Regions from separate parts of the Homo sapiens genome. Here region 1 is linked to region 2. A link is a loop called in an ENCODE intact Hi-C map of the cell type or tissue named here. Cell type or tissue: endothelial cell of umbilical vein. All regions are shown on one strand. Links, peaks and the distances in the headings refer to the core of each region. The heading gives the core; the rest is flanking DNA.

What was found. Peaks named below come from ENCODE experiments on the same cell type or tissue, not always from the same donor. Only the 100,000 strongest peaks of a DNase experiment are listed, where the experiment ranks them.
Region 1: it touches region 2 in a loop (3-fold over the local background); 7 of 110 quality-filtered maps call a loop at or near these places.

Annotation. Positions count from the first base shown.
Region 1 is chr1:8,591,566-8,607,876 of GRCh38, reverse strand. All of the region lies in intron 4 of RERE (arginine-glutamic acid dipeptide repeats), which reads left to right. Among named protein-coding and RNA genes, the nearest start is that of SNORD128, 100 kb to the right of the region's middle. RefSeq lists enhancers at 3,348-3,487, 3,798-3,897, 8,946-9,445. In endothelial cell of umbilical vein, for the core only: a CTCF peak has its summit at 9,658; DNase peaks (open chromatin) are centred at 4,496, 7,346 and 9,636; H3K27ac peaks cover 3,149 bases.
Region 2 is chr1:8,665,304-8,681,614 of GRCh38, reverse strand. All of the region lies in intron 1 of RERE (arginine-glutamic acid dipeptide repeats), which reads left to right. Among named protein-coding and RNA genes, the nearest start is that of RERE, 140 kb to the left of the region's middle. In endothelial cell of umbilical vein, for the core only: a CTCF peak has its summit at 10,110 (motif pointing right); DNase peaks (open chromatin) are centred at 10,144 and 13,244; H3K27ac peaks cover 435 bases.

The sequences.
Region 1 (16,311 bases), core at 3,862-11,861, 72 kb after region 2:
GCGGGCGCCTGTAATCTCAGCTACTTAGGAAGTTGAGGCAGGAGAATCGCTTGAACTCAGGAGGAAGAGGTTCCAGTGAGCCGAGATCACACCACTGCACTCAAGCCTGGGCAACAGAGCCAGACTCCATCTCAAAAAAAAAAAAAAAAAAGCCAGATATGGTGTTGTGTGGCTGTGATAGTACCAGGCTCTAGTACCAGCTACTTGGGAGGCTGAGGCAGGAGGATTACTTGAACTCAGAAGTTCAAGGTTACAGTGAGCCAAGATCACACCACTGCACTGCAGCCTCGACGACAGAGCGAGACTCCGTCTCAAAAAAAAAAAAAAAAAAAAAAAAAAAAAGAAATATATATAAAAACAAATATGCGGGGCTTCTCCTAGGCTTTATTTTTAGCAATAGAATTGCCAAAGACATTTCAGGCCATGGAAGTAAGCTTGTGGTTTTACTTATTCTAACTTTGTTTTTAGGATATCGTAGTATTTTTTGATGGGAATATCTTTTTTTTTTTTTTTTGGAGACAGGGTATCTCCCTGTGTCACCCAGGCTGGAGTGCAGTGGCCTGATAATGGCTCACTGCAGCCTCAACCTCCCAGTCGCAGATGATCCTCCTACCTCAGCCTCCTGAGTAGCCGGGAATACAGGCGCCTGCCACCATACCCAGCTAATTTTTAAATTTTTTTAGAGACGGGGCTTTGCCACATTGCCCAGGCTGGTCTCGAACTCTTGGGCTCAAAGAATTCACCTGCCTCAGTCTCTGAAAGGGTTAGGGTTACAATTGTGAGCCACTGCGTCTGGCCGGCAATATCTTCTATAAATATCAAGGCCTTCAATGGAAGAAGAGATGGTACTCTTTCCCAAGGATATTAAATGTTTCTAAGGACTGGAGTGAAGTTGAAGTAATACACTTAAAGTTAATCCTTTTTTAGAGTCTATATAAATTATTATGCCTGGTGCCTGGAAGTTGCATTTTCAGTTCTTATCTTTGATCTCATGTTTTACGATTAGATCGTATCAGGTACTTTTCCTATCCCCTTAAAATGAATGTAGTTTTTCCCTCTTGTCCCAAAATGTATTCTCTAAATGAAAATTTGAGAATAGAAAATCTTAGATTTTCAGCCTGTAAATAGCTTTTGTGTTCTTTTTTAGGAACTAGTAACCTATTTTCAAGAAACATGCTGTGTTAAAGGACAGAAGTGTGTGTCCTTTAAATCATGCTAGCTGATTAAAAGTTTGTTACTCTATTCCTCCCACCTTTTGGCTTTTCCCTCCTCATCCCATTGACATTCTTAAGATGGAAGGAAAAAGGCCTATTTTTTAGCTTGATTAAAACTTAATAGCTGAAGTAACCAAAACATTCATAAAATGAGGAGATTGAAACTGCTTACAGATATAATTTTTCTCTGGAGCATCCTAAATATTTATTCCTTGGTAATTTTTTTTTAAAGTATGTATATTAGTACTACTAGCCATTAGTAAATTTTAGTTATAGCTTTCCTCCCTTTCACTTAAATTTCCTGGAACATAAATTGGAAAATTTTTAAAATTTAGAATCTGTCTTGAATTTTTTGAGGTGACAGCTAGGTAGACATTAAAAGTAGATAGAATTTTTAAATCTTGAAAATAGAAATTATATTAAAAATGTTCTTTGTCACCTGTATCTGGAAGTTTGAAAGGTCGTGTAATTTCAACCATATTACATGGTAATTGGTGGAAAATAGTTGGATACTAGCTTCACCTATGTAATGTAAAACTTTGGTATTGGCTGGGTGTGGTAACCCATGCCTGTAATCTCAACACTTTGGGCGGCCAAGACTGGAGGATTGCTTGAACCTAGGGGTTTGAGACCAGCCTGGGCAACAAAGAAAGACCTTGTTTCTACAAAAAATTCAAAAGTTATCTGCTACTTTTAGGGCTGAGGTGGGAGGATTGTTTGAGCCCAGGAGGCTGAGGCTGCAGTGTGCTATAATCATGCCACTGTATTCCAGCCTGGGTGACAGAGTGAGACGCTGTCTCAAAAAAAAAAAAAAAAAGTTTGGTATTTAACACTTAAATTTGTTTTCTGCTGCCAGTAATGGAGATAATCTATTATCACTTTTTTTAGGGGTTTTTTTTTTTTTTTTTTTTTTTTTTGGAGATGGGGTCTTGCTCTGTTGCCCAGGATGGAGTGCAATGGCATGATTTTGGCATGATCACCTGCCTCCCGGATTCAGGTGATTCTCCTGCCTCAGCTTCCCAAGTAGCTGAGATTACAGTCACGTGCCACCACACCTGGCTAATTTTTGTATTTTTTGTAGAGATGGGGTTTTACCACATTGGCCAGGGTGGTCTCGAAGTCCTGACCTCAGGTGATCCACCCGCCTCAGCCTCCCAATCCAATCACCCTGGGATTACAGGGGTGAGCCACCGCACCCGTCCTTTAGTTACCTCTTAAAGTAAGTTGGGAAGGCCAGGCTCAGTGGCTCACATCTGTAATCCCAGCACTTTGGGAGGCTGAGGCAGGTGGATCACAAGGTCAGGAGATTGAGACCATACTGGATAACACGATGAAACCTCATCTCTACTAAAAATACAAAAAATTAGCAGGGCATGGTGGCATGTGCCTGTAGTCCCAGCTACTTGGGAGGCTGAAGCAGGAGAATTGCTTGAATCAGGGAGGTGGAGGTTGCAGTGAGATCATGCCATCGCACCCCAACCTGGGCGACAGAGCGAGACTCCGTCTTGCGGGAAAAAAAAGAAAAAAGTTGGGAAAGAGTTGATTTGTCCTGTTTTTCAAGGGAATAACTGTAGATTTCACTTTACTGAAATTAGTTAGAGACATTGTTATATTGACTGACAAGAGATTTCGTGGTACAATTTCCCACTGATCCATTAGGATTACAAAAAATTATCAGCTGTATGGGTGGCAAACACTTTTCTTCAGATTTTTCTTCAGTAAGATAAACCTCAATTCCAAGCATCACAGATTTTCTTGAAGCAGAAACTGTGCCTTACAAAAGTTTAGCACAGAAGCAGATGTTTTATGTAGTAGTGGAAGGGTTTAGAAATTGTTGTGTGGTCAGTTGTTTGGACTTCAGAATGCATTTCTCTATAAACATAAACAGGTTTTTTTTTGGCAAGTTCGTAAATGCTAGTTTGAATTTGTAATGTAGAGAAATACAGAAAGATCGTTCCTTTATTGCCCACCTTACAGATATGTGGACTTCCTTCCTTCCTTCCTTCCTTCCTTCCTTCCTTCCTTCCTTCCTTCCTTCCTCCCTCCCTCCCTCCCTCCCTCCCTTCCTTCCTTCCTTCCTTCCTTCTTTTTTTAAACTCCTCAGCTTGCTATTGACTGGTACCTCCTCTTCCCCCACAACAAAACAAAACTGAAAACCAGCCGACCTCCTCTGTGTGGAGATGGAGCTCTGCCTCTGCCCTCCTTTCAGAGGCCTCTGCCTCATCCTTTTCCATTTCCTATCCCACCTCTACCTCTTAACACGTCTCAGCCTGCTGTCTATTCTTTTTAGTTTTTGTTTTTAACTTTCTATTTGAAAATAATTTCAGACTTACAGAGAAGTTGAAAGAGTAGTTCAGGGAACTGCAGTATACCCTTCCCCCAGATCATGGAGGTAGTTAAAAAACCTCACGTTTTTACTGTTAAAATCATAGTATCGGTTTGAATCATGTTGGTTACCCATTGACTAGTTGTACGATCAGGTGACTTAATCTTTCAGAGTCCCACTGTCTTCACATGTAAGATGAGAATACTGATTCATTTGTTCCAGAGTCAAACCCAGGAATCCATACTCCTTTGAAGCACTTCTCAGGAGATTCTGATGGATGGCCAGCATTAGCAAATGAAGGCTTGTCCCCAACTCCAGTAACTAGTGTAAAAGTAGATCTGATCTTGTCCTTTGCAGCATGTGGAACTTCTTCTTTTTTCTTTTCTTTTTTTTTTTTTGAGACAGGGTCTCGCTTTGTCACCCACCTAGAGTACAGTGGCATGTTCAGGGCTCACTACAGCCTCGGCCTCTCTGTCTCAACCTCCTGAGTAGCTGGGACTACAGGCACGGGCCACCATGCCCTGCTAATTTTAAAATTTTTTGTAAAGACAGGGTCTCCTCCTTATGTTGCTTACGTTGAGGATGTGGAACTTCTGATGCAGTTCCAGGGTCTTTCATGTTTTTGAAACTTGAGTATGTTTACTTCAAAAATAGTTTTTGTGTTCTTCTATATTACTTAATTTCCTCCCTTCCCCAATACACAAATTAGGTATAATTTGTGTGCTTATATCCCTAATGCAGCTATAAAAGGCAGTTTATAAATTAATTTCAAACCAAACTACAAAACCAATAAAGTTCTGACTACCAACATTAATTTAATAGACTGGGCGATGATGTTGTGAAATAAGTAGCCGCTTGTGATGTAACTGTTACTGCTTCCTTATGGCCCATGTTCTTGGATGCTGGGATGGTGCCTGGTTTGTGTAGACGGCTGGATTCCTTGTAATGACTCGGTTTTCCTGTTGCTTTTCTTTCAGTTATTGCCACTCAGAAACCATCAGTGTAAATACAGCTTGCCATGAAGTGACTTTGCCTTTGTTTGGCATAAATGTGCCCTTGGCACATTGAGGCCATCTTGTTTATTTACCAGCTTGTGATAATTATGGTAGTACTACTTAGTTATATGTAAACTTAGAGCCAAAATCTTGTGCCTCTGAACTCTATTAATGAAGTTGTAAAACATGTAATTCCAAAAATGGATGTTAAAAATATTAAGGTATACATTGAAATGAAAAATAAAAGTGAGCCTCTCCTCTCCACCTCCCACTTCCAGTCATCTCTCGCTTCTGCCTGAGAGGCACTGTCAGCCAGCATCATTCTCACATCATGCCTCTGTACGTGTCTGTCCTCTTAGCTAGATTAAGAGAAGGGGCTGTGTTTCATTCACCTTTTTGTCCCCAGTGTCTGGAACAGCTCCTGGTTCAGAGAAATTGCCCCCTATCCATTGTATTGATAGTTTGTTTTAATTACAAGACAGAAAAGTCAGATTGATTTTTTTTTTAATCAGATGAAGAAATATTTCTTTTAAACCAATAAATTAAATGCATGGGACTGTTAACACAAAGGATAGCACTTAATACTGTCAAGAGAAAGATTGGCCAATACTAGCCAGAAAAATCTGCTGTGTGTAAGTTTTTTGGTTTTGTTTTTGTTTTTTAAAACGGAAGTGACTGTTGGGTGTCTCTCCACCTTGCTTTCTACCTCCCTTGTAAAGGAGAGGGGCACGAAACCAAACAAGTATTCCTGGCTATAGTTTTAGTAATTTTAGTGGGTAGACATCGGTATATAGCTCAAGTTTAGTTTTTTTTTTTTCTTTTTTTTTCCCCTGAACTATTGGAATTCTTATGGGCTTCTATAACTTATAAAACATATACATGCATATAAATTTTCCAGTGAACATAGCGTGAGGCTGTTTTATTATGTTTTCTTTTCCTTTTTTTTTTTTTGAGATGGAGTCTAACTCTTGTCACCAGGCTGGAGTGCAGTGGCGCAGTCTCAGCTCACTGCAGCGTTCACCTCCCAGGTTCAAGTGATTCTCCTGCCTCAGCCTCCCGAGTAGCTGGGACTACAGGCGCCCGCCACCACGCCTGGCTGATTTTTTTGTATTTTTAGTAGAGACGGGGTTTCACCATGTTGGCCAGGATGGTCTCGATCGCTTGACCTTGTAATCCACCCACTTCGGCCTCCCAAAGTGTTGGGATTACAGGCATGAGCCACCGCACCCAGACTGCTTTTCATTTCTTTATGTTTGGCCATTATGTAATGCTGATTTTTGGCCTTTCGAATTTTTATTAGAGAGAAGGGTACTGTGCTTTTACAACAGGTAAATGATTGCCACACAAAGGGTGCACTTTTGTTGTGAGGCTGCTGCCCTTGGTTGCAGCCTACAGACAGTGAAGTTTCTCTTCGATGCCTGATTAGAATGGAGAGCGCTGCTGCACTGCCATAGGGCCTTGTTAACGATGGATAGTTTGGATGGAAAGGCAGAAGGACCTAAAAAGGCAGCTGTCAAATGCCTTCGGTTCTCTCTAATAGAAGATGTGTGTCTGTGTGTGTGTTTGTGTGTGTGTGTGTGTGTGTGTGTGTGTGTGTGTGTGTGTTGACCTTGGACATGATGGCAGTTGGGATTAAGGTATCTCAATCCAAAGGATCATGGAAGGAAGATGTGTGTGTGTGTGTGTGTGTGTGTGTGTGTGTGTGTGTGTGTGTGGTGACCTTGGACATGAAGGCAGTTGGGATTAAGGTATCTCAATCCAAAGGATCATGGAAGGATGTTTGGGAATAACATCTTAAGGCAAATTACCAGCATAAATGATTGCTCCCACCTCCCACTCTCAAACAGTCTTGTCACCACAGTGACACCCACTGTCACGTGGTCTGTACCCCCCACTCCCTGGAAGGGGGTACTAATTATTCACAGCAACAGTGATAATGGATAGTAGGGTAGTGTAACTGGATTGGGGAACATTCCTCTCAGTGATGTAGTTTGATTTGTACTTGAATTAAAAAGTATTGGCTTGGCCAGGCATGGTGGCTCATCCCTGTAATCCCAGCACTTTGGGAGGCTGAGGAGGGTGGGTCACTGGAGGTCAGGAGTTGGAAACCAGCCTGGCCCACATGGTGAAACCCCATCTCTACTAAAAATACAAAACAGCCGGGCATGGTGGCGCACGCTAGTAATCCCAGCAACTTGGGAGGCTGAGGCAGGAGAACTGCTTGAACCCAGAAGGTGGAGGTTGCAGCAAGCCAAGATCACACCACTGCACTCCAACCTGGCTGACATAGCAAGACTCTGTCTCAAAAAAAAAAAAAAAAAAAAGTTTGGGAGACCGAGGCAGGCGGATCACAAGGTCAGGAGATAGAGACCATCTTGGCTAACACGGTGAAACCCCGTCTCTACTAAAAATACAAAAAATTAGCCGGGCATGGTGGCGGGCACCTGTAGTCCCAGCTACTCGGGAGGCTGAGGCAGGAGAATGGTGTGAACCCTGGAGGCGGAGCTTGCAGTGAGCCGAGATTGCACCACTGCACTCCAGCCTGGGTGACACAGCAAGATTCTGTCTCAAAAAAAAAAAAAAAAAAAAAAGTATTGGCTTGTTTTCAGTGTAATTTTTTCTGTGTTTTGAGTACTTTTTTAGTATTTAAAGATGCAGGGACACTTTTGAATTAATATTACTGCTAACTTTAGTATTTGGTTAATTTTCTCTGGAAGGTGGGGGACTTTCTGATCTTCCTATGTCAGGATAAGGAAATAATGACTGATTTCGCTATCACTTCCCCCTGGCTTTTTCTTTTGTTACTGGCATTGTCTTGGATATATTACAAATATCCACAGATGTCCAGAGAATTGGCACAGCTATTATTATGATTTTCAATCTGCTCTTAAGATACTGAGCAGATTTCTTAACAAACAAGTTGGAAATGCACAAAGATATCTGATGAATTGTTAAAAAATTCTTAAAGAAAAACAGCTGGCAAATGGTAATTGATAGATAGATGTGTTTAATCTGTAGGACTTGAAGTGCTGCTATGGTGTATTAGTCTGTTCTCAGGCCACTAATTAAGACATACGGAGACTGGGTGATTTTTATAAAGGAAAGAGGTTTAATGGACTCTCACAGTTCCATGTGGCTGGGTAGGCCTCACAATCATGGTGGAAGGCAAAGGAGAAGCAAAGGCACATCTTAAATGGTGGCAGACAAGAGAGTTTGTGCAGGGAAACTCCCATTTATGAAACCATCAGATGTTGTGAGACGTATTCTCTACCATGAGAACAGTGTGAGGGAAACCGCCGCCGTGATCCATTTATCTCCACCCAGCCCCCGTCCTTGGCACGTGGGCATTATTACAGTTCAAAGTCAGATTTGGGTGGGACACAGCCAACCATATAATATGGTTACTGTGGTTTAAGTAGGCAGACACATCTGTGAGACCAGGAGTTTCTCTACAAATGGATGAGGAATGGCACAGAATCCTAGGTGACAGTTTAAGGATTGCATGGCAGAAAAGGCTCTGTGATTAAATTCTCTGATGTTGTCACTGAGCTGTAAGGCTGGAGATAAGACTGTCTCCTTCTGCTGAAAATAAGAATCAATACTCACTCCTTGATGGGCTAAACTATTAAAAAGAGCCCTTCTTACAATGTTTCATTATCTGGGATTTGCCTCAGCTGGTGATTTGTTGGTGGCACAGGGAGATTTGTGAGGCATTTCATATTAAAATTAGTCAGTAGCCGGTGAATCCCTTTAGATAATTCTCTTCCGTTTTACAGTGCTCCTGAATAGATTTGTGATTTATTTTTGCCTAAGTAGCTTTGTGTTTTTTTGGAATTATTAAAAGAGGGTTGGACATCTATACACTTTTTTTAACCTTGTTTTTCCTCATATTCTCTGTGTTTAACAGTTTAGTATTGGCCTTAGCAAAAAACATCAAATATATTTGCGTGGTACATTGACCTGACACTTGATTAACACACGTTGAACTTGATGTTTTTCCCGTATGAAGGAAGTTATACAAGAAGTTGGCCTTGCTTTTTTCGTTGATTTTAACCGTGGACAGGGTTGGGGTTGTTAATTGTTAGGTGGCTGGTAGGATTTCAGCTCCTCGATTGAAAAAGAAAAACAGCCCATCTCGTGAACCTCAGTGACCAAAAGAAATGGTCACTGTGTCATTTGGGTGCTTGTTGTGTCTCATCCCAGTGTAGTGTGATGGCTAGGGAGCAAAGAGAAGGCGAGCCTCTGAGGGTGACCCCTGCCCCGCTGTCCGCCAGGCTGGGAGAAGTTCTGCAGGAGGTCCTGTCATGGGCAGTGCTTACTGGGCTTGTCAGTTGGAACAGCACAATTGCAGTCTGCTGGGGGATGTTTGCAGCCTTCTGCCTTCTGTCTAAGGAGAGTTAAGACTCTCTACTTCAGTGTTTTGAAGTCAGTGCTGTGGTATATTTACATTCTGCTGGTGGAGACAGTACTGTTCATGAAAGATTTTTTGGTTCAGCCTCAGGAAGAGTATGGGCAAAGCTGTGTTAGAAGACGTTGATCTCTGTAGCAAAACCATGAGGTGAGGCTAAAGAACAGTGTAATCTCACATTTCTGCTTCCCTGAAAAACTCATCAGATTTAAAAATCCTTTTCTCTGGCATGGAGGGGAGAGGGTTGAGTGGGAAGGGAGACTGATTAACAAAGGACAGAAAGAGACAGAGGTCTTTGAAATCCAGATGGTCGACTTCTAGTAACAGAGCATTGGATGTGGTTTCTGTGTGTGGAATCCAGCCCTGGTGGGTGTCCAGCTGCCATGAGAGGCTGTGGAGTGAGGGAGGACCGTCCTGGAAGAAACAGAGTCAGGTCTGGTTCCTGTGTGAGAGTCATTGGAGAGAACCGTGCTGCCTCAGAACGGTGCAACCCACCCAGCACCCAGCTCCGTGACGTTGCTTCTGCTGGAGGGCCGGGAATGCCCTTCACGTCCCACCTGTCACCTGCTGGAATCAGCGCCATCTTCTCATAGGTGGTTAACTGTTTTCTCTTCTCTCCAGTGTGTTCCTGGTTGGATGTTTCCTGTTTCCCCTACCAGATTCACAGCTCGTATGTTCGTTCCTGCTTAGTCCATGGGAGGGAGTCTGGGAGCAAGAGCGAGGTGGCAGTACAGCAGGCTGGCTTGCTGTACGCTTTATAATTCCAGCGAGGAAATCTTTCGAATACACACTTGCATTCTGTCACAGTAATGTGGAGAACACATCTAGGGTTTTCAGCTTGTTTTATTCAGCTGCCTGGAGTAGTTAAAATTTTTCTGAGCATATTGCTTCCCCCAACCCCATGAGGCGGGAAAGAGATGTTTAGAGACATATTTCTCTTTTAGGAAGAAATGCAGAACCACTGAGACCTGGACAACTGTTGGTCTTATTTTCTGCTTGGATGAGATACCTTCCTGCTATTTCTTAAGGAAATATAGTTATCCATCCTCACAGTCACAGCTGAATACCAGGCAGTTGGTTGAGTAGTGAGTTCTTCTGGAAGATGGACGGGAAAACTGTCAACAGGATTGATCATTAAAAAAAAAAAATCCAGTGAAATGTTTATTTAAAAAATTAATTGAACTCCCTTGCTTTTAGAGACTTGACTATTGTCCAGATCAGATCTTGTTTCGAGTGTGCACATTCATATATAACAGGGCTGTGAATCAGACTGGGAAAGCCTGTGCTGCAGACATTCTTCCCTCCCCATGACAGCAAACACAGGACAGGGGGTTCTTAGCACGTTGTCAGATAAATTCTTTTCTATCTGCGTGTTTTAATTATGGAATTTTAATGTTGATTTTCATTCTGTTTTCCAATCCCATATATTTTTTCCTTCTCATTGGCTTATTGTGTGGGTTATCATTTCAGTGACCTGGTTTGACAAGAGGCAACACAAATTTCTTTGAGAATTCAAATGTCCATTTAAAAATTAGCATCAGGGGCTGGGCACAGTGGCTCACACCTGTAATCCTGGCACTTTGGGAGGCTGAGGCAGCGGGTGGATTGCTTGAGTTCAGGAGTTCGAGACCAGCCTGGGCAACATGGCAAAACCCCGTCACTATAAATAATATAAAAATTAGCTGGGCATGGTGGCACACACCTCTAGTCCCAGCTGCTTAGGAGGCTGAGGCCAGAGGGATCAGTTGAACCTGGGATGCTGAGGCTGCAGTGAGCCACGATCACGCCACTGCGCTCTGGCCTGGGTGACAAAGGAAGTCCCTGTCTCAAAAAAAAAAAAAAATCAGCATCAGTACAAATTAAATGATTAAGCATTTGCTGTTTTAACTACATATGAGAGAGATAACCCAGTTAACTTTTCCTTTTATTGGCTCGTGCCCTGGGCATCTGTCATGTTAATGCTTTTGACCTTTCTTAAAGATTATTAAAGGTGAAATTTCTTGCAGGTCAGGGGGATTTGTACTTGAACACCACCAGGTACCTTGTGGCAGCGCTGTTTCCAAAGATAGACACGCTGTGTGGTAAATCTTTTCAGTTAATTCATTAGAGAAAATTGTTTTCTGGCCAGGTGTGTTAGCTCACACCTATAATCCCAGCACTTTGGGGAGTTGGAGATGGGAGGATCACTTGAGGCCAGGAGTTTGAGACCAGCCCTGGCAACTTAGCAAGACCTTGTCTCTACCAGAAAAAAAAAAAAAAAAGCCAGACATGGTAGCTTGTGGCTATAGTCCCAACTACTTGGGAGGCCACAGACAAGAGAATTGCTTGAGCATAGGAGGTCCAGGTTATAGTGAGCTTATGATTGTACTACTATACCCCAGCCTGGGTAACAGAGCAAGACCCTTAGTTAAATTAAAAGAGAGAGAGAAAGAGTAATTTATTTTCCTACAGACTAGGTTTGTCTGTAAGAGAAAATATCAGTGCAATTCACTGGATTTTAATGTCATATTCTGACTTGTGTCTGAGAAACTGATTGGAGATGGTTTGTATTTGGGTCAGCTTTTTAAAAGACAAATCTTATGTCTCATGAATTAAGACTACATGTGTATACACAGCAAAGTGTTTATGAGGCAGAAAGCTTGCTCCTACCAGTTTCTAGAGGAGAGCTATCCTGTTTTTTGCTGCTGCTCAGCCAGCTGATTCTGAACATTCTTACTATTGGTTATTTTTGTACTCAGGGACAGCAAGCTTTTCCTATTAGGGGCCAGATAGTTTTTTCAGTTTTATTTTCTGTATGGCAACTACTCAACTTAGCCATAGACAATTTGTAAACAAATGAGCATGACTGTGTAGCCGTGTTTCAGTGAAACTTTATTTTACTGAATCACTTTATTTCTAGTGGATCAGTAGAGTCCAGGTGGTGTCTGGACATGGCCTGTGGGCCTGTAGTTTGCTGAAGCCTGAGCTGGTATAAACTTTTGGGGATTAGTGCCCTGAAGGAGTCACTCCAAAACTTACTTGCTTTCTTCATTGTAGCCTTGTGCCTGTGTAAGGTTTGAGGGTCATTTGCAGAGTTAGTGGGAATTGCATTTCTTCTTTCCTATATTATTTGAGTTGATGCATCCTTTTTTAAAATATATCTATATCTCTACCAATACATCCCTCTAACCACTCCTCCTTCCATTAATTGTTTTTTGTATAGTGTACTAGTGGATAGGTATTGTAAGAACTCATTTTTACTAATGATCTTTAAGGATTTTTATAACATGTTTAAATGCTAGGAGCAATTAAATATTGCTTAAACATGCTTTTTCATCTTTTTTCTTTGGCAGTTTGTTTCTGAAGGGAAAATATGACAGGAAAATATGTACATAATAAAATACAATTAAAATAATACATTAAAATAAATACATAAAATACATAAATACATAAAAATAAATACATTAAAATAATACATAAAAATAAAACATTAATAATAAAATACATTAAAGTTTGTCTGAATTTTTCTTGTGTGTGTGTACTTTTTTTAATGTTGTAACAAAATATTCAGGACAACAGAAAAGTTTTTATTGGTATTTAATGATAAATATAACTTTTCTGTTTAATATTTAACAGTTAAGTATGGATATGGACAAATGCTTTAGCATTTTTTTTTTCAGATGAAATAAAATGGTTGATACCCACATAGGCAAAGAAATTTTACCCAAAGAAAAGTTAGTCCACAGTCACAGATAACATGGTAGATCCAAACCAGCAGCTTTTTTTTTTTTTTTTTGGACACGGTCTTGCTCTGTCACCTAGGCTGGAATGAGTGGTGTGATCATAGAGCACTGCAGCCTTAAGCTCCTGGGCTCAAGCGATCCTCCTGCCTCAGCCTTTTGAGTAGCTGGGACCACACAAGCACATGCCACCACACCTGGCTAATTTTGTAATGTTTTGTAGAGATGAAGTCTCACTATGTTGCCCAGGCTGGTATCAGGCTCCTGGCCTCAAATGATCCTCCTGCCTTGGCCTCCCAAGGCACTGGGATTAACAGGTGTGAGCCACTGTGCCTGGCCCCCGCAGCTTTTTAATAATATGCTTTTGCTCATCAGGGCCTCCTGGAAGTGAGTGGGGATGGCTCTCTGCCAACCTTCTTTACCATCAAAAGAATGGTTCAGAGCGCATCTGATTGCCAGTGATTCTCAGAAGTCTTATTTATGCTAAAGGATAATATGTTACTATTAACCATGACATTATTATTCAAACTGTCTTAAACATTATTATTTATTAATATATTGTATTTACATCTAGTATTAGTTGAGACTATATGTTATATGTAGAGGCTCAAATGTTGAGACTATATTGTAGTATTTGCTCATAGTTCACTTGCTATATTGCTGGCTAAATTATTATAAAAATTGTCTGTGGTTTCTGCGCCTCTGTCTACTTTCACAGATGCTTTGTTACCACTGTAAAATGCAGTACATTCTCACTGTAGCCATTAAATCTGATTTTATATTAACTAGTTGACTGTGACATTTTTGTTGTATCTTTCTACCCAGTGGCATACACATTTTATGTAGTTTGTTGTAAGTACACACCTCTGATCATTTACAGCGTATTTTATGTACAGTCGTGATGAGATGATTTCACTTCATGGAGAGGTGAGTTGTTTTGGAAAGGGTACCTAGCTGGCTTTTGTTTGCGGGTCTATACTTGCTGGCTGTGTTACTTTAGACAAGCTATTTAACCTTTTAGGACATTAGTTTCCATAGCTGTCAAACCAAAATAATACCCATGCTACATGCTTCATAGGGTTATTCTCATGTGAGAATAAAAAGCGATAATGTAGTGCTGTGACATTTTTGTAGTGGTCTGCAAAATGGGAGCGTCAGTTGTTGTTCGGATTGGCTGTTTATTATATAACCCCAAATCGTAGTTGTTTAAGATAAACATCTATGTTCTCATATAAAATGAGGTGTTTTCAGGGTGTGCTGCCCCGGGTTGGTAGAGTGACCTAAACCTCAGGTATCTAGTCTCCTCCTGTCTGCCCCGGTGCATGGTTTTCTTCTCAAGGTCTCGCCATGGTCCCAGATGGTGGCTGGAGCCACAGCCCCTAAAGTCCATGCTCTAGACCAGTGCTATTCAAATGGTGGCTCACCAATAGGACTGTTTGCTACCAGTCCACCAGGAGATGAATAGAGAAGCTGAAAGTATCTGTTTAGAAACTTTTCTAGCCGTTTAACATTGTAAAAATCACTGCTCTGCAGTGGATTGGGGGACACTGGTCCTCCATCCCAGCCAGGCAGCTGAAGGAGGGTGTATTAGTCTGTTCTCATGCTGCTAATAAAGCCATACCTGAGACTGGGTCATTTATAAAGGAAAGAGGTTTAATTGGCTCACAGTTGCACATGGCTGGGGAGGCCTCACAATCATGGCAAATAAGGAGGCAAATAAGGAGCAAAGTCATGTTTTACATGGTGGCAGGCAAGAGAACGTGTGCAGGGGAACTCCCCTTTATAAAACAATCAGATCTCATGAGACGTATTCACTATCACAAGAACAGCACACGAAAGACCCACCCCCATGATTCAGTCACCTCCCACTGGCTCTTTCCCACAACACATGGGAATTATGGGAGCTACAATTCAAGATGAGATTTGGGTGGGGACACAGCTGACCCTTATCAGAGGGGCACACAGCAAAAGCTATTTTAGGCCCATTCCAGAGCTTTTCCAGTAGCCGTGCCTAACAACTTTGGTTTACTGTGCTCCAGTAACGTAGGTGCTCTGTTATTATGGAAAATGGGGAGAATGGACGTTGAATGGGGAACAAGCACTCTCTGCCACAGTTGGACATGTCTGAAACCAGTCGCACCATTCAGCACAGAATGAGATCCACAAACAGCCCAGTTCCTGAGTAGTAATGACCCCAAGGTTGTAGCCATTTCTTGGGATTAGGAGAACTATTGCATATCTCAGATGGAAAAACATGTGAAGAATACCAAAACAGAGTAGAATGATAGAAGAGATTACATGGCGATTGTAGGTAAGAACAGTTTCAACACGTTTTACATGTATTTGTATTTTAATGATTTAGAACTAAATTTATGAATTGAATTTCTGTTCATTTTCTTAAACAAACATGGATTATCTCCACGCAAATATGATTAAGTTTGATTCTCCTAGGATAGGGTGTAAAAGTAGAACTCTGCGCAAAGATGACTTTTTTCTTTTGAGATGGGATCTCACTATGTTTCCCAGGCTAGTCTTGAATTCCTGGCCACAAGCATTCTTCTCACTTAGGCCTCCCAAAGTGCTGGAATTACTGGCGTGAACCACTGCACCAGCCAAAGATGGCTTTTAAAAGATTTTTTTTTAGGCTGGATGCAGTGGCTCATGCCTGTAATCCCAGCACTTTGGGAGGCCGAAGCGGGTGGATCACTAGAGCCCAGGAGTTTAAGATAAGCCTGGGCAACGTGGTGAAACCCGATCTCTACAAAAAAGTACAAAAATTAGCCGGGCATGGTGGTATGCACCTGTAGTCCCAGATACTTGGGAGGAAGAGGTAGGAGGATTGCTTGAGCCTGGGGAGGTCGAGACTGCAGTGAGCCAAGATTACAGCATCGCACTCCATCCAGCCTGGGTGACAGACAGAGACGGTGTCTTTAAAAAAGAAAAAAAAAGTACCTTTTGCTGGTTTGGAAGGGCAGGAGCCTGTTATGTCTTGCATGTAAATGCATTTAGGGTGGAAGTGTAGTAGGGAGGGTTTTAAAGACAAGTTGCTAAACATGAAATGGCCTGTGATTTAGTTAAATTGTTGATGTTTTCAGTTGTATTTCTTTGTTCCTTTTCATTGAGGAGGGAAGTACTGTAAAATGTCTTTACTGTGAAGGTACTACTTCACATTAGCATTACAGTGTTTTTTCCTTCTATAAAAATCTTTGTTTCCTTTCAGTGTGTTAAGCCAAAGTTTATTAAACCCTCACCTTACGTATCATTTTATAGTAGGCACCTTTAGAGGAAGGGATTAAATGAATGGTAGCAGCATCTTTAAGACAGGATCTGAGTTCTTTCCCTCAGCATGTGCAGATTTCTGTGGGAAGGGCAGGACATACGTTAGATGTGTTTCACAAGAAAGCAGTGCATTTGGCATAGTAAGTGTGAACTGCGAAGGAAGCATGCGTGATGGAACCTGTCAGTTGATAATGCTAAGGAGGAGAATTTGGAGTGAATTTGGAGTTGGCTTAGACAGGTTTGAAAAGGAGAGAAAAGTGGATTCTAGGTGTAGAAACTAGTACTCCTAAGTCTTCTTGGTTTAGCCAGGAGGCAACTGCTTCCTGGAGTTGTCGTCCTGTGGATAATTTCCAGTCACTAACTGGATTTG
Region 2 (16,311 bases), core at 5,654-13,653:
AATAGCACACTTTAATCTGTGGCCAAATTTAGGTATTAATGATTTGAGGTTTCAACTCATATTTTGTATTTACAGGGGAAGTAGAACAGTATATATGGAATAATTAAGCTAAGTAAATATTTGCCTTTTGCCATGGTGTTCAGTGTTCTAAAGTCAAATATTTACGATAGAAATGAAAGCTTAGCTAAACTGAAAGCAAGCCATCTTACCTTTTAAGATGAATAGGTATGCTGTGGCTTCTAAAACCTCATTTTCAGAGCTCCTGACAAAAATATTAAGAGAAAGACTCCCCGGTTATTATACATAATTTAGTATATGAATAGTCCTATATGAGATCCTTATGATTTATTCCTTGTATATAAAATTTCTGAGTGGTTTGGTTTGGAGATGCCTGCACCAGTGAGAAAGTGGTAGGAGAATAGTAGCTTATTGTTGGCCGTTTCTCTCCTGCCCCCTGCCCCGTTTGTTTTATTTCTGAATGGTTTCAGTTTGCGTTTTCTGTAAGTTAGAAAAGACGAATGGTTTTAAAAGCCTAGGAAATTTGTTTCCCGGGACCTCGATGGTTTTACATGCTTTCTGACTCCCATTCTCCGGCTCTCCACTCAGGTGGTTGAGCCATTGGAAATTTTGACCTGTATTTAGCATTCGTAGAGGGCACTTGGTAATTTTTATTTTTGCAAGTATTCCTGCGAGATTGACCCATATTAGTGGTAAGCAGTTGTCTCAGTCCTTTGTATGTTTACCTGTCTCTTTCTCCCGGGCTATAGTGTTTTTCAATTTCCGACTCCCAGTCTGAGCTGAATGTGAACTGTGAAAGGGTGTGTAGCTTCTAAATTGGTAAGGTTTATTATACTCTGAAACGGAGTTGAGGAGGTACAATTCTTTTCCTTTAATCCTAGCTGAGTGCTTTCTTTTCTCTAAAGGACCCATTTAAACATAGATGTTACTTTTCAGTCTCTCTTTCCTTTTTACCCTGAAGCCCACAGTTCTGATTCTCATGCTTAAGAACTAAGATTTTCTCAGACTCCTCCTCTGTCTTCCTTCTTTTCCTTTCTTTCCCCCATCCATATGGCATTACGTCCTTGTTCTTGAATTGCTTCTTTCTGTTGTCAGAGTCCTTCTGGAAACATTTTCTATGGAATCCTCTCCATTCAAGCTAGAATTCCGGGCGAGAATTTGCTTTATACACCACACTACGTTTGCTTGCTTTCTCAGATTCAGAAGTGCTTTGGTTAGAAAGGAATAGTTGCCCACATTTTGGCCTCTTCTCATGGCAGATGGCTGACCTTTCCCCTCAGAGATCATTGGTACCTGGACTCAGAGGGCAGAAGGAAGTACTCCAGAGAAATGCAACTTATGCATATACTCAGATGTATTTTTTTTTCTTTTAGTGAAGTAATAACCAAAAAATCAGAATGATAATCACTGAACAGGTTTTTCTGGCTTTCTCCATTTTCCACCAGGTGTATAGGAAAAGGACATTGGTGTCACGTGACTGCCTTTCTTATGTGTACAGAATCTCTTGCACCCCTACCCGCTACCACCTTCCCCATACATCACTAAGAAAACAGCTATTCCATGATGATTATTTTGAAGGCAGTACCATAGTGTTGCATTATGGAAAAACGTGTGTAGTTTAAATTTTAGAGAATTTTATAAAACATCCCTGTGCAAGGTCATGAGTTCTTTCCCGCTTCCTCTCTTCCTGTGTATAAGCAGCCTGTGATAATTAACTTGAGTGGCAGATCACACCAGTGAAGTTCTCAGGGAGCGCTTGGAGATATTTCAATCATTCTTGAAAAATAAGTGATTGAAAACATGTGCTCCTAAAAGCTCTAGTTTTGTAGAAAACAGAACTCTGCCATCATCCTGTATTATAAATACGGAGGTAATTTATTGATTTTACAGAAATTGAAGCTTTGTTTTTATTATGAAGAAAAATGTGCAGCCTTCTGCCTACCCACATGACAATTGCATAGGGTTGGGAAATCCTCTGAGGGAGGGTAGACTTAAGATTGTACCCAGGCTGTCATTACATATAGCCTGTCTGCCAGAGACTCTAGGCCCTGATTTCAGAGTGATGGTATAATATGTTGAGTGAGTCAGAGAAGATCAGTGTGGAGAGGGGAATTTATAAAGGAAGAGTGCTGACGGTGTAAGATAATGGAACCTGTGATTCTAAAACTTGGCAGATGTGACTATGATAGATAAAGGTAGTGGAAAAAAATGGTTTCTTGCTCTTTTTTCCTCGGGTCACGTTGTGTAAATTGCTGAAGAAATGGAAGAATAAAGCCTTAGATTGCTATGGGACTGTCTCACTGTCTTTCCTAAGAAGAATTGTAATCTGTTGCCTTTGTGAGAGTCAAAGATAAAGTCCCCTGGGTTCATGTTTATGCATATTCTTGTACTTGAGGCTATTAGAGTTGATTAAAAGAGAGTGGCTTATTGAGGAAATGAGAATCTTAATATTTGTACTTACCATACATTTAGCTTTAGATCAGCACTGTGGAATAGAACTTTCAGTGGCAATGGAAATGTTCTGTGTCTGTGCTGTCCAGTGTGGTAGCTGCTAGCCACATGTAGCTAGTAAGCACCTGAAATGTGGCTAGTGTGACCTAGAAAGTACATTTTAAAAATTTTATTTAATTGAAATTTATTTAAATAGCCATGTAGATAGTGACTACTATACTGGACAGCATGGCCCTAGATTAAAGTTCTTAAGTGGGTCATATGGCTGTAAGAGGAATAATATCTGAGAGCATTCTCTTATGTCTAGACATTTTGTGGTTTTGTGGACACATGATTATTTCTACATTTTTTCTTTAGAGAAAGTTGGAATGGAAAGGGGAATGTAAAGACTATTAGCATGTGAGTTGGAGAGTTATAATTTACTTTTTGTATTTTTATTTTTATTTTTTTGGAGATGGAGTCTCGCTCTGTCGCCCAGGCTAGAGTGCAGTGGTACGATCTCGGCTCACTGCAACCTCCGCCTCCCTGCAACCTCCGCCTCCCTGCAACCTCCGCCTCCCAGGTTCAATCGATTCGGTTCCTGATTCTCCTGCCTCAGCTTCCCGAGTAGGGACTACAGGCGCGTGCCACCATGCCTGGCTAATTTTTTTTTTTTTTGTATTTTTAGTAGAGATGGGGTTTCACCATGTTAGCCAGGATGGTTTTGATCTCCTGACCTCGGGATTGCCCGCCTTGGCCTCCCAAAATGCTAGGATTATAGGCGTGAGCTACTGTGTCTGGCCCCATAATTTAATTTTTAAAACAAAAGACCCAAAAGTCGCCTGTTTTTTTTAAGTATTTAAGAAAAACGTTAATGAAAACCATATTGTTTTTACTTAAGAATCTGTGCCCTTTGATTATAAAAGAGGAAAGCTTGTTAGTGAATAATGAAAAATGAAATCTAATAAATTGATTTTATTCATGACCAAATATTTCATTACTTTCAGAGGTAAATGTGGCACAGTTCCTGTTCTCGTGGATCTGAACAGCAACCAGGAGACCATGCTTCTGCAGCCTGAGAAGGGTTGGCTTGGGAAACCAGGCTTCCGGAGGGCTGCAGGCCCTTTGGAGGGATATGAGGAGTCAAGGCAGGCTTCTTGAGTAGAACAAACAACTCTTCCTGTTAAGCAATACAAACAAATAGTTTTTCTGGGACCAGATTGATGTGTTTTAGATACTGTTTTCTGCAAAATGTTTATTGCTTGCCTCTGTGCTGTGGAATTCTAAAGATGTGAATAACATGGTTTGTCATCAGCAGTGTTGAGGTTTATTGAGCATCTTGTATCTGCTAGCATTGTGTGGATTGGTAAGTTTGCATGGATTATTTTGCTTATTCCTCACAACTCCATGAGATACGTCATATTATTATCTTCATTTTGTCAGTGAAGAAACTGAAGTCTAGACAGAGAAATTGACTAGCTCATGTTTACAAAACTAGCAAGGACAAGGGTATGTTCTGTCAGTGGAGCCCTACAGAGAAGGGTGAGGGGAGATGGTACATGAAACATATGAATTAGTGAATAATAAGGTTTTTACGTTATTCTTATGTTAGAACGCTAACCTGTGAAATACTGACCGTGTGATTACAAAAGGAATTAAGGAATGGCATGGCATGGGTTGGAAGCATCAACAATTTCTTTTTTTTTTTTTTTCTTTTCTTTCTTTCTTTTTTTTTTTTTTTGAGACGGAGACTCACTCTGTCGCCCAGGCTGGAGTGCAGTGGCGTGATCTCGGCTCACTGCAACCTCTGCCTCCCGGGTTTAAGCAGTTCTGCCTCAGCCTCCCAAGTAGCTGGGATTACAGGCACGTGCCACCACGCCTGGCTAATTTTGTATTTTTAATAGAGACAGGGTTTTACCATGTTGGCCAGGCTGGTCTCGAACTCCTGATCTCAGGGGATCCACCTGCCTTGGCCTCCCATAGTGCTGGGATTACAGATGGGAGCCACCATGCCCAGCCAAATTACTTTTCTGACACTTGAAGTGGATGTGAATGGTGTGCATTTATCAAAAACCCCTCTTGGGCTAGTGGCAAGGACGCATGAGCAAAGGTGAAAGGGTGAGCTCAAGCACAGGGGATCTGTAGAGAAGGCTTGTATTGGAGAGTCAAGGGGGAGGCTGTTTAGGGAGGACTGGAGGAGTGGTTTCTTGAAGGAGGAAATTGGGCCTGACATGATTTTTCTTTGTAAGTTTTTGAATGAAGATATTAAAAACTGAGACAAATGTAGGTGGCATTTGCAGAGAGCAGGAACTGAGGTCTAGGACAAATGAGGGCGCTTTGAATGGAGAAAAAGATTCACAGAACTGCCTCAGACGTTTTCCTCCAGTTCAAGTTAGTGACCAGCAATAACTGCCCTATTTGGTACTCATCCCTGTGGGTGGTTGGAACTCCCTGGGGACCACAGAGGGATTCTGCCTTTGTCCCTAGTTTGGAGCCTGGGTTGTGATGAGGGCTCATTGAGGGCAGAGATACTTTTGCCTTGGGACCCTAAGGTGGTTTTAGGCATTAAGAGTCTCTTTTTCCTTGAGTTTCTGGTATTCCTTCTTGGTAGTTTAGTTTATGAACATTTTGATTTAATGTCACACTTGGGAGGTGACACCTCTCTCATTGCTGTCAGGTTCTTCTTTTTTTTTTAGTGTAAAAAAATATGTGACTTACTTTAGTCCTTCAGCTTGCCATTTAAGAATGTTTTGTGACAGAATCATTCTTTACATGGTTCTTCATGTGAGCTGAGTCTCTAAGGTGAAAAGAAAGGTCAGTTGGGCTTTTTTGGATTACTTTTCTGAAACCCCATCAGTAGATAAGGCACATATTGATGTGACAGATGTCAGATTCCCACTGAGAACTCCTAAGATAGTTAAGTGCAGTTAAATTGTAAGATTTGTGTTATTCTAATCTGTGACTCACATTCTATTCTAAGGAAGAGACTTGGCATTGATCATTTATAAGTTTTGTAATGTGGAGATGAATTACACTGGGAAATTTACTGTGGGTATTTAATTTTGTTGATTACTAACTTGTTGAACAGTTTTCTTACATATAGACTTCATAGACCCTTTATATGGTAATATATAGTGTAAACCTTAAGAGTCCAAGTTGAGGATCTCAAATCCAAAAATACGATATCTGAAATGCTTCAAAATTCAAAACTTTTTGGGTGCTAAGATGATGCTCAAAAGAAATGCTCATTGGACCATTTCAGATTTTCTGATTTGAGATGCTCAACCAGTAAGTATAATACAAGTATTCCAAAATCTGAAAATACCTAAAATTTGAAACTGCTCTGGTCCCAAGCATTTCAAATAAGGGATACTCAACCTGTATGTATGTATGTATGTATGTATGTATGTATGTATGTATGTATGTATATATGTATGTATTTTGAGTCGGAGTTTCGCTCTTGTCGCCCAGGCTGGAGTGCAGTGGTGTGATCTCAGTTCGCTGCAACCTCTGCCTCCCAAGTTCAAGTGATTCTCCTTCCTCAGCTTCCCAAGTAGCTGGGATTACAGGTGCCCACCAACACACCTGGCTAATCCTCCCGAGTAGCTGGAACCACAGGTGCTTGCCACCACGCCTGTCTAATTTTTGTATTTTTTTTTTTTTTTTTTTTTGTAGAGATGGGGTTTTGCGACGTTGCCCAGGTTGGTCTTGAACTCCTGGGCTTAAGCAATCTGCCAACTTTGGCCTCCCAAAGTGTTTGGGATTACAGGCATGAGCCACCATTCTGGGCCTTTTCTGCACAATTCTGATACTCTCTGATATTCTAAAAATGCTTTTTATCTGTATCATATCATGTCATTTGTTTATTTAAAACTATATCGAAAGTGACAGGCCTATATATAGGGAAGAAAGCAGCACATATCATAACCAGCTGATTTAAAAAAACACTGTAATTTACCAGTTGCTGAAAATGGCACGTCTCTAGGCAGTTAGTCATATTGTTAGTCACTTTAGAATGTGCAAGGTAAAGCAGGGAGGAGAGAAAAGAGGGATCTGTGCATTCCCCCAGGGCCCCATGGATTTGATCAAATTAACTTTAATCAGAAGTGGCAGTTTTTCCACTGAAAGCTTTTGAGAAGACCTCTGTTTGCTGAAGTGAGAAAGGGGATTTCTCTGGAGAATGCTGTTTTAACTGTGTGCTCCATTTACATTTCAGCCTCCCAGGTTGCATTTGTCAGTTGCTTTTGGGATTTATGTTCTCTGGTAGTGTATATTGCCTTTTTTCCAGGTGAGCTGAAGGGTCACTAGAGACTAGAGTTCTTCAGTATATGCTTACGTTGGGCACCAAACTGAGCTTCTGATATTTTTGTGGTTGTGGAGTATGAAATGATTACTTTGCTTGTAAAATGAAGTATGAGTATGTAAAATGGAGTATGAAATGCGTATTTTTCCTTGACAACAAAATTGAGGAAGTTTGTCAAGTCAACATTGGGGCACTTGACTTTAAACAGTTGGAATACAGACCTTATTTAATCTAGCAGTTGCTCTACTGTCTTTATTTTACACTATATGAGATGGAAGCTTAGAAAGAAATAGCTGTGTGGTATTGATTAAGCCTTGCCAACACAAGACCAGTACAAGTGTTGTTGGGAGATCCGCTGGCTTGCGGAAGAAATGGAGTCTCTGCCTCCTTCAGTCCTGCTTGGTGTTATCACAGTTATTGTTTGTATGTGTGATCCTATTCAGTTATTTTCATATTTAAGAAAACTTATTTGGTAAACCTCTGAAGACGTAGCTGTTTTTTTGTTTTTTTAATCCTGAAAAAGAAGTATGTATTACTTTCCTTCTGATGATAATGTCCAGGTCCATAAATCAAAGGCTCTCTTTTAGCCTTGTGATATTTAACAGGCCTGTGTTAATAATTTATAAATGTCAAGATGAGGCCTCTCTTAGGCCATTGATCTATGGAAAAAGCTGCAACTTTGCACATATTATTTAATGAAAGCTTGCATTTTACATTTGCTATAGATTTAATTTGGGTATGTTTTGTTATAAATGGGAGCTAAATAATACCAAAGAATAAATATTACAATTTTAATAATTTGAATATTTTTAATATGAAAATATTTATTTTTGAGATAGGTCTTATTCTGTTGCCCAGGCTGGAGTGCAGTGGTGCAATTATGGCTCACTGTTGCCTCAACCTCCCAGGCTCAAGTGAGCCACCCACCTCAGCCTCTAGAGTAGCTGGGATTATAAGCCTTTGCCACCAGGTGCCCAGCTAATTTGTGTAGTTTTTGTAGAGATGGGATTTGGCCATGATCTCAAACTCCTGGGCTCGAGTGATCTACCTGCCTTGGCTCCCAAAGTGCTGCGATTACAGGCATGAGCCACTGCGCCAGCCAAAAAATATTATAGCCTTAAGCTTTTTCACTCCATTTTTTACAGAAACATGATACTTGACTTTTTCTTATTTTGGCACTTCTGTTTTGGAGCCCTTTGTTTATTTCACAAATAAATGCTTTTCTCAGTAATGACCTTCTTTCCAAGATCTTGACAGATGCTTGCTTTAGAGGGGAATCATATTTATGTTGAAAACCCATGACATAGACTTGAAGACATTCTCTTTTTTATTCCCAGGTAGGCATTGTCAGGGGGTATGAATTTTTATTAGAGAATATGTTACATGGTAAACAGGACTGGAGTGTATTGTCTGTGATATGGGGTCATTATATCATCCTTGAGAGCTTGTTGTAATAAATTAAGCTCCTGGCTGGGCACAGTGGCTCACGCCTGTAATCCCAGCACTTTGGGAGGCCGAGGCAGGTGGATCACCTGAGGTCAGGAGTTCGAGACCAGCCTGGCCAACGTGGTGAAACCCTGTCTGTACTAAAAATACAAAAATTAGCCGGGTGTGGTGGCGGGCACCTGTAATCCCAGCTACTTGATAGGCTGAGGCAGGAGAATTGCTTTAACCTGGGAGGTGGAGGTTGCAGTGAGCTGAGATCGTGCCATTGAACTGCCTGGGTGACGAGAGTGAAACTCTGTCTCAAAATAAATAAATAAATAAATGAATTAGGCTCCTCTAAATGATAAAAGTTATTTTATTCTTGAATGTATGGCTGTTTTCCTTATCAGGAGGGTAGAAATGAAAACCTTTTCTTCCCTCCATCTGATTCTAGTCATTCTGTCCTCCGATTCTAATTACTGCTGATTAAATATTTAAAGAGCTTTGTTTGTTTGTTTTGCAGATAGAATTGGTATTTTACCCTGAGCAAATAGTATTAAAGATTTTGTTTGTTTGTTTGGTAGTAAACATCTGATACAAGGATGCTGGCATATTCTTGAGTTTTTTTTTGTTGTTGCTGTTGCTGCATGGAGACACTGTAAAGTGTGAAGTTACAATAAGATTGACATATTGATTGAGTCCAGAAGCCAAGTATATCTGAGGCTGAATAACCATAAAGGTTATTGTTGACACCTGCAGTAGTAATTTTAAGTGACATTTTTGAAGGTATGCGCCATTCTTTGCTTTTTCATAGTTTCCTTTTTCCACTTGCAGTGAAGAAATGTGTTTGCACAGGAGTAGATAGAAAGTGATGGAATAATACTGCATTTTCTCTCGTTGCTGGAAACATCTTCCCTGTCATTAGCCAGAATTTGATAATTTGATCTCTTTAAATTAGATTTCCAGGCTGAGCATGGTGGCTCACACCTGTAGCCCAGGATTTTGGGAGGCCATGGTGTGAGGACTGCTTGAGCTCAGGAGTTTGAGACTAGCCTGGGAAACCTAGCAAGATCCCTTCTCTACAGAAATTAAGGAAACTTAGCCAGGTGTGGTGATACGTACCTGTAGTCCCAGCTACTCTGGAGGTAAAGGTGGGAGGATTGCTTGAGCCTAGGACATGGAGGCTGCAGTGAGCCATGATCATGCCTTGGCATCGCAGCCTGGGTGACAGAGGGAGACGCTGACTCAAAAAAACAAACAAAAAATATATTTCCGGAGTGAGATTATTCTTTTTTTCTTTTTAAAAATTATTATTTATTTTTTGTGGAGATATGGGAGCTTGCTATGTTGCCCACGCTGGTCTCAAACTCCTGGCCTGTAGTGATGATCCTCCTGCCTCAGCCTCCCAAAGTGCTAGATAGAATTTTAGGGATGAGCCACCACGCCCGGCTGAGATGTTTTTTCTAAATCTAGCAGCTTTCCCCTTTCTCTTACAGATGTAATCATATATTTCTCATGATAATGCTCACAGATTTTGGATCCAGTTTTACCTTTTCATATCACTTACTTTAAAACAGTGTGCCTTCCTGAGACATATAAATGTTGCTCTATTTGAATTATTTCGGATTCAAATTGTGGTACCAGCTAAATATCACTAGCGAACCCATTAAATTTCATTTTTTCTAGAGTTGAACTTTGTTTTAAATTCATATAATTAGTCACTACATGTTTTCTTTTTCTCTTTTCACATGGACATTAAAAATTTTAATTTAGGCCCTCAGAAATGTTAACAAAGCTAATTTTTAAATCTGACAACTCTTTTTAGAATTAATTTACAAGGCAAGAATCTTTCAAATAGTTTTTCCTTCCTTAATTCGTTAGCCCAGAAGGACCTGGCAAAAGTCATTTGGACAGCTGGTGTATTTCCCTGTGAAACAGCAGGGGGAGGTGTTTCCATCCTATGTGTCTTCTAGCGTGGAAATCAGCCAGGAAGGACTTCAGCGGTTTGGATTTTATTAAATGCAGTATTTGGTAACATCATTAATACAGAAGTTGTCCATAGGCACCCGTTTCCTATGTAGACGGCTTCTCTGTGAATAAAAAAGTGTATTCTTTTCAGAGCATCGTCATGTAGTCTTTCCATCATTCTACCATTTCAACTTCATTGGCAGTTTACAGAACGTTTTTGGCCTGTCCATAATATTCATTGCAAAGCATTCTTTGCCATCTTGAATATTTCATCCCTAGTAGTTTGTTTTGATACCATCCAGCCCCATGGTTATTAGTACTTGTGCACTGAGGACTCCTAGATTTAGGTCTAGCCCAGAGCTTTCTGACCACTCAACACATACATCTTAATACATTCCAACAGAATTCCCAGTTTTTGTTCTCTTTGCATGTCAGTAAATGACTGTAGTTGCTTGGATTTAAACCTTATTGTCTTCCTTGGCCTCCTTTTTTCTCACACCACGTGCGCTCTGTTAGCCACTTCTGAGGGCTAGAATCTGACCACTGCTTAACACCTTCACTGCTACGACCTTGCCTGAGTTGTTTCCTAAGGAGCCAGAGGGAGTCTGTTAAAATGTACCTCGGATTGTTACTTCTCTATGCAAAACTCCACCATGGCTTTTCCCTTATTTGAGTAAGTACTGAGCTATCTCTCCATCTCCAATTCTTCTTGCGCTCACTGCTTCAGCCACCATGTCCCTTTGCTGTTGCCTGGACATGCCAGGCATGCTTCTGCCTGAGTCAGAACTTTGTGCTTGCTTTTCTCTCTGCCCAGAATGCTTTCCCCCACTTTAACCATGTAACTTGCACCTTGCTTCGTTTAGGTCCAGTGATCCCTTGCCAGTGATTACCTTAAATTGATGACCTCTCCATGGCCATTGCCCAGCTTTATTTTTTTTCTATAGCACATCTTATGGCCAACTTACAGACTGTGTCTGTAGTAATCTACTTGTTTGTTTATTGTCTGCTCTCTCCCCCACTAGATTGTAATCTCTCTGAGGTTAGAGATTGTGTGTGTTCTGGACATAGCTCCTAGGCCACCTAGTATGAACTCAGTAAACATTTGCTGAAATAATGGGGGAACTGACAGAATCTCCTCTGGAGATTGATGTTTATTTGATGATCAGTGTTATAACTACATTTAAGTGTTATGTTCTAGGTCCTGGGACTTCTCCTGCCCTCCCTGGTTAGTTACTAGTTGCTGGCATCTTAATTGAGTTGTTCTAGTGGCTCTTCTGCTTTTCTTTTTGAATGACATCAGGTTAACAGAGAGAGCAGGGTTAATACATTTGGTCAACCTAGAATCACACCCAGTTAGAATGGCTCAGACATAGAAAACAGCAAATTGAATTTTGACTGAGACTTGTGTTTTTAGTCAGAGCCAGTTTGCCTTTTATCTTAGACTTAGAGATTCTAAGTGTTTAAAAGAGCTGCTCCGATGAGTTTTGTGGTTCCATTTTTCCTTTGATATAATTTGTACCTGTGGATTAGAAGTGCATTTTGAATGCTTTTGATTTTTTTCTATAGGTGTGAAGTGTAATTGTATTAAGTTAAATATAAAATTCACCCTGTCATTTCCTTTCATCACACGCTGAGAGCTTATGTGCCATGGTTGCAAATTACTTTGAATCTTAGAGCTTTGCAAACTGAAAGAAACCCTGTCCAACTTAATCTACTTTTGAACATGCTATACAGAGATAGTAAGCCTGACCAAGAATTCCTGTATATTAAAGATTACCGTGGTCCAAAGAAGGCTCTCTTTCATTCTCAGCATTACGTGAAATAAAACTCTACTAGTTTAATTGACTGTGTTTTTACAGCTTTAAAAGGTGGTTTTTCTCAGTTGCAGAGGTAAAGCTCATCCTTGTGAATTTCGTAGCCAGATGCACCTTTGTTTGGCTGTAGTGAAGCCTGAGCTTTTTCTTGTTAGTTTGTAATTCAGTTGCTGCTGCTGCTGTGTGTTTGTTTTTAAAACAGCTTTGTTGAGATATAATTCACATGTCATATAATTTACCTATTTAAAGTGTACAATTGGCTGGGCATGGTGGCTTATGCCTGTAATCCCAGCATTTTGGAGGCCAAGGCGGGCGGATTGCTGGAGGGCAAGGCAAGCAGATTGCTTGAGCCCAGGAATTTGAAACCAGCCTGGGCAACACAGTGAAACCCCATCTTTGCAGAATACAAAAAAATTAGCCGGGTGTGGTGGCATACACCTATAATCCCAGCTACTGGAGAGGCCGAGTTGGGGGGGGTATTGCTTGAGCCCGGTAGGTCAAGGCTGCAGTGAGCCGTGATCACGCATGCCACTGCACTCCAGCCTGGGTGACAGAGTGAGACCCTGTCTTAAAAACACAACACACACACACACACACACACACACACACACACACACACACACACACACACAGAGTTGAGTGCATTTTAGAATATTCACAGAAGACAGAGTGAGACCCTGTCTTAAAAACACAACACACACACACACACACACACACACACACACACACACAGAGTTTAGTGCATTTTAGAATATTCACAGATACTGGCAACTATCACCACAATCAATTTTAGGGCATTTTCATCATTCCCAGAAGCAGCCCCATAACCATAGCAGTTACTCTGTATTTACCCTTGCAACCCTAGGCAACAAGTAATCTGCTCTCTGTCCCTATGGATCTGTCTTTTCTGTACATTTATTACAAGTGGAATCATATAGTATCTAATCTTTTGTGACTGGCTCTTTTCATTTAGCATAATGTTTTCAAGGTTCACCCATGTTGTAACATATATCTGTACCTCATTTCTTATTGCTGGATATTTTATTGTGTGTATGTATACTACACTTTATTTACCCATCTGCTTGTGTTTTGCATTTATCTTTTCCACTTGGTTTTCTGTTTACAGCCATGCTTTGGGAAAGTGAGTTTAGGGATTCTTTTCCCCTTTCAAGATCAGGGATTTGGTTTCATCGGCATTTGGCTTCCCTTGCCCTTGGCATTTGTGGACACCAGGTTTTCTCTTTAGTTGTGTGACAGCGGAAGCTTCCACTTGACCCCATGACCAGAGCAGGTCACCTATGAGTAATTCTGTTCCTAGCAAGCTTCAGGACTTGCCAGTAAACAACAGAATTTTCAGGATATTTGATTATGTTCTCCTAATTCACCCTCAAACATCTGTGGAATTACTGTTTCAAGCAATACTTTGAATTTGTCTAGTTTATTTCAGAGAACAAAGAACATGGCAGACTATAGTTTTCGTAATGGTGTTTTATGGATTGCATATTAGTGAAGCATAATTTTGCATGAAGCAACACAGATGCTTAACCCTTTGAAATCTCTGCAATAGGCAAATAATTTGTTTAAAGCAGTAGTTCTCAACTGTGGGCATATTTGCTCCCCAGGGGATATGTGGCAGTATCTGGAGATATTTTTGTAGTTCTCACTGGAGCAGTGGGTTGCGTTGTTAGAATCTGTATGGGTTGAGGCCAGGAATGCTGCGAAATATCCTACAATGCACAGGATAGCCCCCCACAACAAAAAATTATCTGTCCCCAAATGTTAATTGTAGTTCAGTTGAGAAGCCCTGTTTAGAGTGAGCAGTGTATTTCCCTTAACCTGCTGAGTAGAAGAGACACAACTGTTGGCAGTGTACAAGCTAACTGTATATAATTGGAAAAGCTTCACATTTAAAAGTATATGAAAGCAGTTATTTGTATGAATGAGTTTGTGTGGGTTTTGTTGTTGTTGTTGTTGTTTTTTGAGACGGAGTCTTGCTCTGTTGCCCAGGCTGGAGTGCAGTGGCGCCATCTTGGCTCACTGCAACCTCTGCCTCTCAGGTTCAAGCAATTCTCCTGCCTCAGCCTCCCAAGTAGCTGGAATTACAGGCACGTGCCACCATGCCCAGCTAATTTTTTGTATTTTTAGTAGAGATGGGATTTCGCCATGTGGGCCAGGCTCGTCTCAAATTCTTGACCTCAGGTGATCCTCCTGCCTCGGCCCCCCGAACATGCTGGGATTACAGGCATGAGCCACCACACCTAGCCGAGTTTGTGTGTTTTTTAAAGAAAGACAGGATTTTAAATTTTTATTGGAAACCTCCTGGGGCACCTCATCTTTGGGAATTTTTGCTTCAAATAATAAAGATTATATATCGTTTCTTACTTGGTTTTAATTGGGTTGTTAATTGTAGCCTTGAGTTTTGCTGTTTTGGGTACTTTTGCACCCTCTGCAGTGGTCTTGTGTTTTGTTATTAGTATGTCTTTTTGGAAGAAATTGAGAAGCCTTATTTATTAGAGTCTTTTAATCTTAGTTCTCTCAGTTGTTTCCCCAAAGCTCAAAGGAGATGAGGAAGTGCTACTATCAGCATTAAACCCAGTCCTCATTAAAGGGTTTATTTTTTGCTGCCTTCTGCTCTGATACCACAAAGGCTGCTCTTTGAATTTGACCTGGGCATCCCATTGCAGTTATTTAGGTTCCTTAAATAAGCCGTATATTCTGAGAATGAGTATATAAACTCTTAGCAGGATTGATTGAGTTTACTCATTAACCTCAGAGGTAGAGAATCGTGCAGGGGTATATGTAGCTCTTTGCTTATGTGGTTGGTTTGGGTCAGGTGGAAGAACTTTAAAACATGGAAAAACTCTCAATACCACATAACTTTCAGATAAAAAGCTGTTTTATTTCTGTCTGAGTTTGCAGATCTGCTGACTTCATATTTCAGTGATATCTTGCAGCTTCATCTGCAATTCTCTGGCATATTTTGAAGTATTCTCTACATCAGGTTACTGTTTATGAGAATGCCTTACTTCTTATTCAGTGAATACAAGTGTTAGAGTGACATTTCCCTTTCCAGAGCAAAAGCCATTACGTCTTCTTTCCCAGGCATGTTGATATGAAAGGCAACAGGAAAGGAAAATTGATTTCCCTTTGGAAGCAAGTCGCCCAGCTGTAGGGTGCCTGTTTGGTTTTCTGCTGCATGCTGGCTGCAGCTGCTTCTCTTGGAGGCAGGGCTAGCAGAGTAAGATGTTCATGTAGGTCTTCCACACGTGGACTGTCTCCTTGCCTTGTGTTCCTAAAGGAGGATGCTAACACATTTTTTGGATACACAATAAATGCAGAAATGGCACAGGCAAAAGTACTTGAGGTACCTCGGTTCCTTACTTAGGCTCTCAGAGAATATGGATTTGAAAGTAAGTTTGTTTGGCCGACACTAACAACTCTTGGTGGAAAACATCTCCTACTGCCAGATAAGATGAATGTTCCTAGACTGCTCTTTTCATCTCAGTAGCCTGGCAGCACCTTTTTCACTTAACCTACTGTATTGGATAACTCGGCTTTTAAGGCCATGTCATTTAAGGCAGGATGGCTTTGTGGTTAAGCATATAGGCTCTGGAGTCAGCTGCTTGGGTTCATATCCTAGGTCTCACACATAGTTGTGTGAGTTTGGTCAACTTGCTCAGCCTCTCAGTGCTTACTTTTGCATTGATAAGATATACATAACAGTAGTACTGACTGAATAAGGGTATAGCTAGGATATATGACCTGGCTTTCATATGTTTTTCCTGCATGGTTATTTGTTGTGTCTTTTTTCTCTCTCAGATGTATCCAGTTTGGATCATAAATTACATTGTCACCTTTGTTATAGTGAAGATTAAATGAGTTAACATGTGTAAAGTGCTTAGTGCATATTAAGTGCCCAGTGAGTGTTGGCTGCTTTATTATTTTGGGGGCATTCCATTATCCCTTCCACCTGCTCTACTTAAATTTACTTTGTACTGCTCTTTTTCCCCTGTAGCTGCTATTTAACTGAACACTCTCTTAAGTGAAGTTCCTCCCACCTGGACTGTCTTTCGCCTTCTCTTTGCGTCTCCTTATCCTACTCATGGTTTATGAACCAAATCAAGTACCTCTTCAGTTATTTATTCATGAAATATTTTCTTTCCCCAACACAAGTCTCATCATAATGCCCTCTTTACTGATCCAACGTATGTGTGAGAGGGTGGGAAGGAAGAAGAAATAATTTATTATTCCTCTTTCTGTGCCAGGCAGTGAGTTAAGGAATTGGAAATACAGCAAAGGGCAAAAAACAGTCAAGGGTCAGTCCCTCAAGGAACTTCTAGCTGGGAGGTGGAG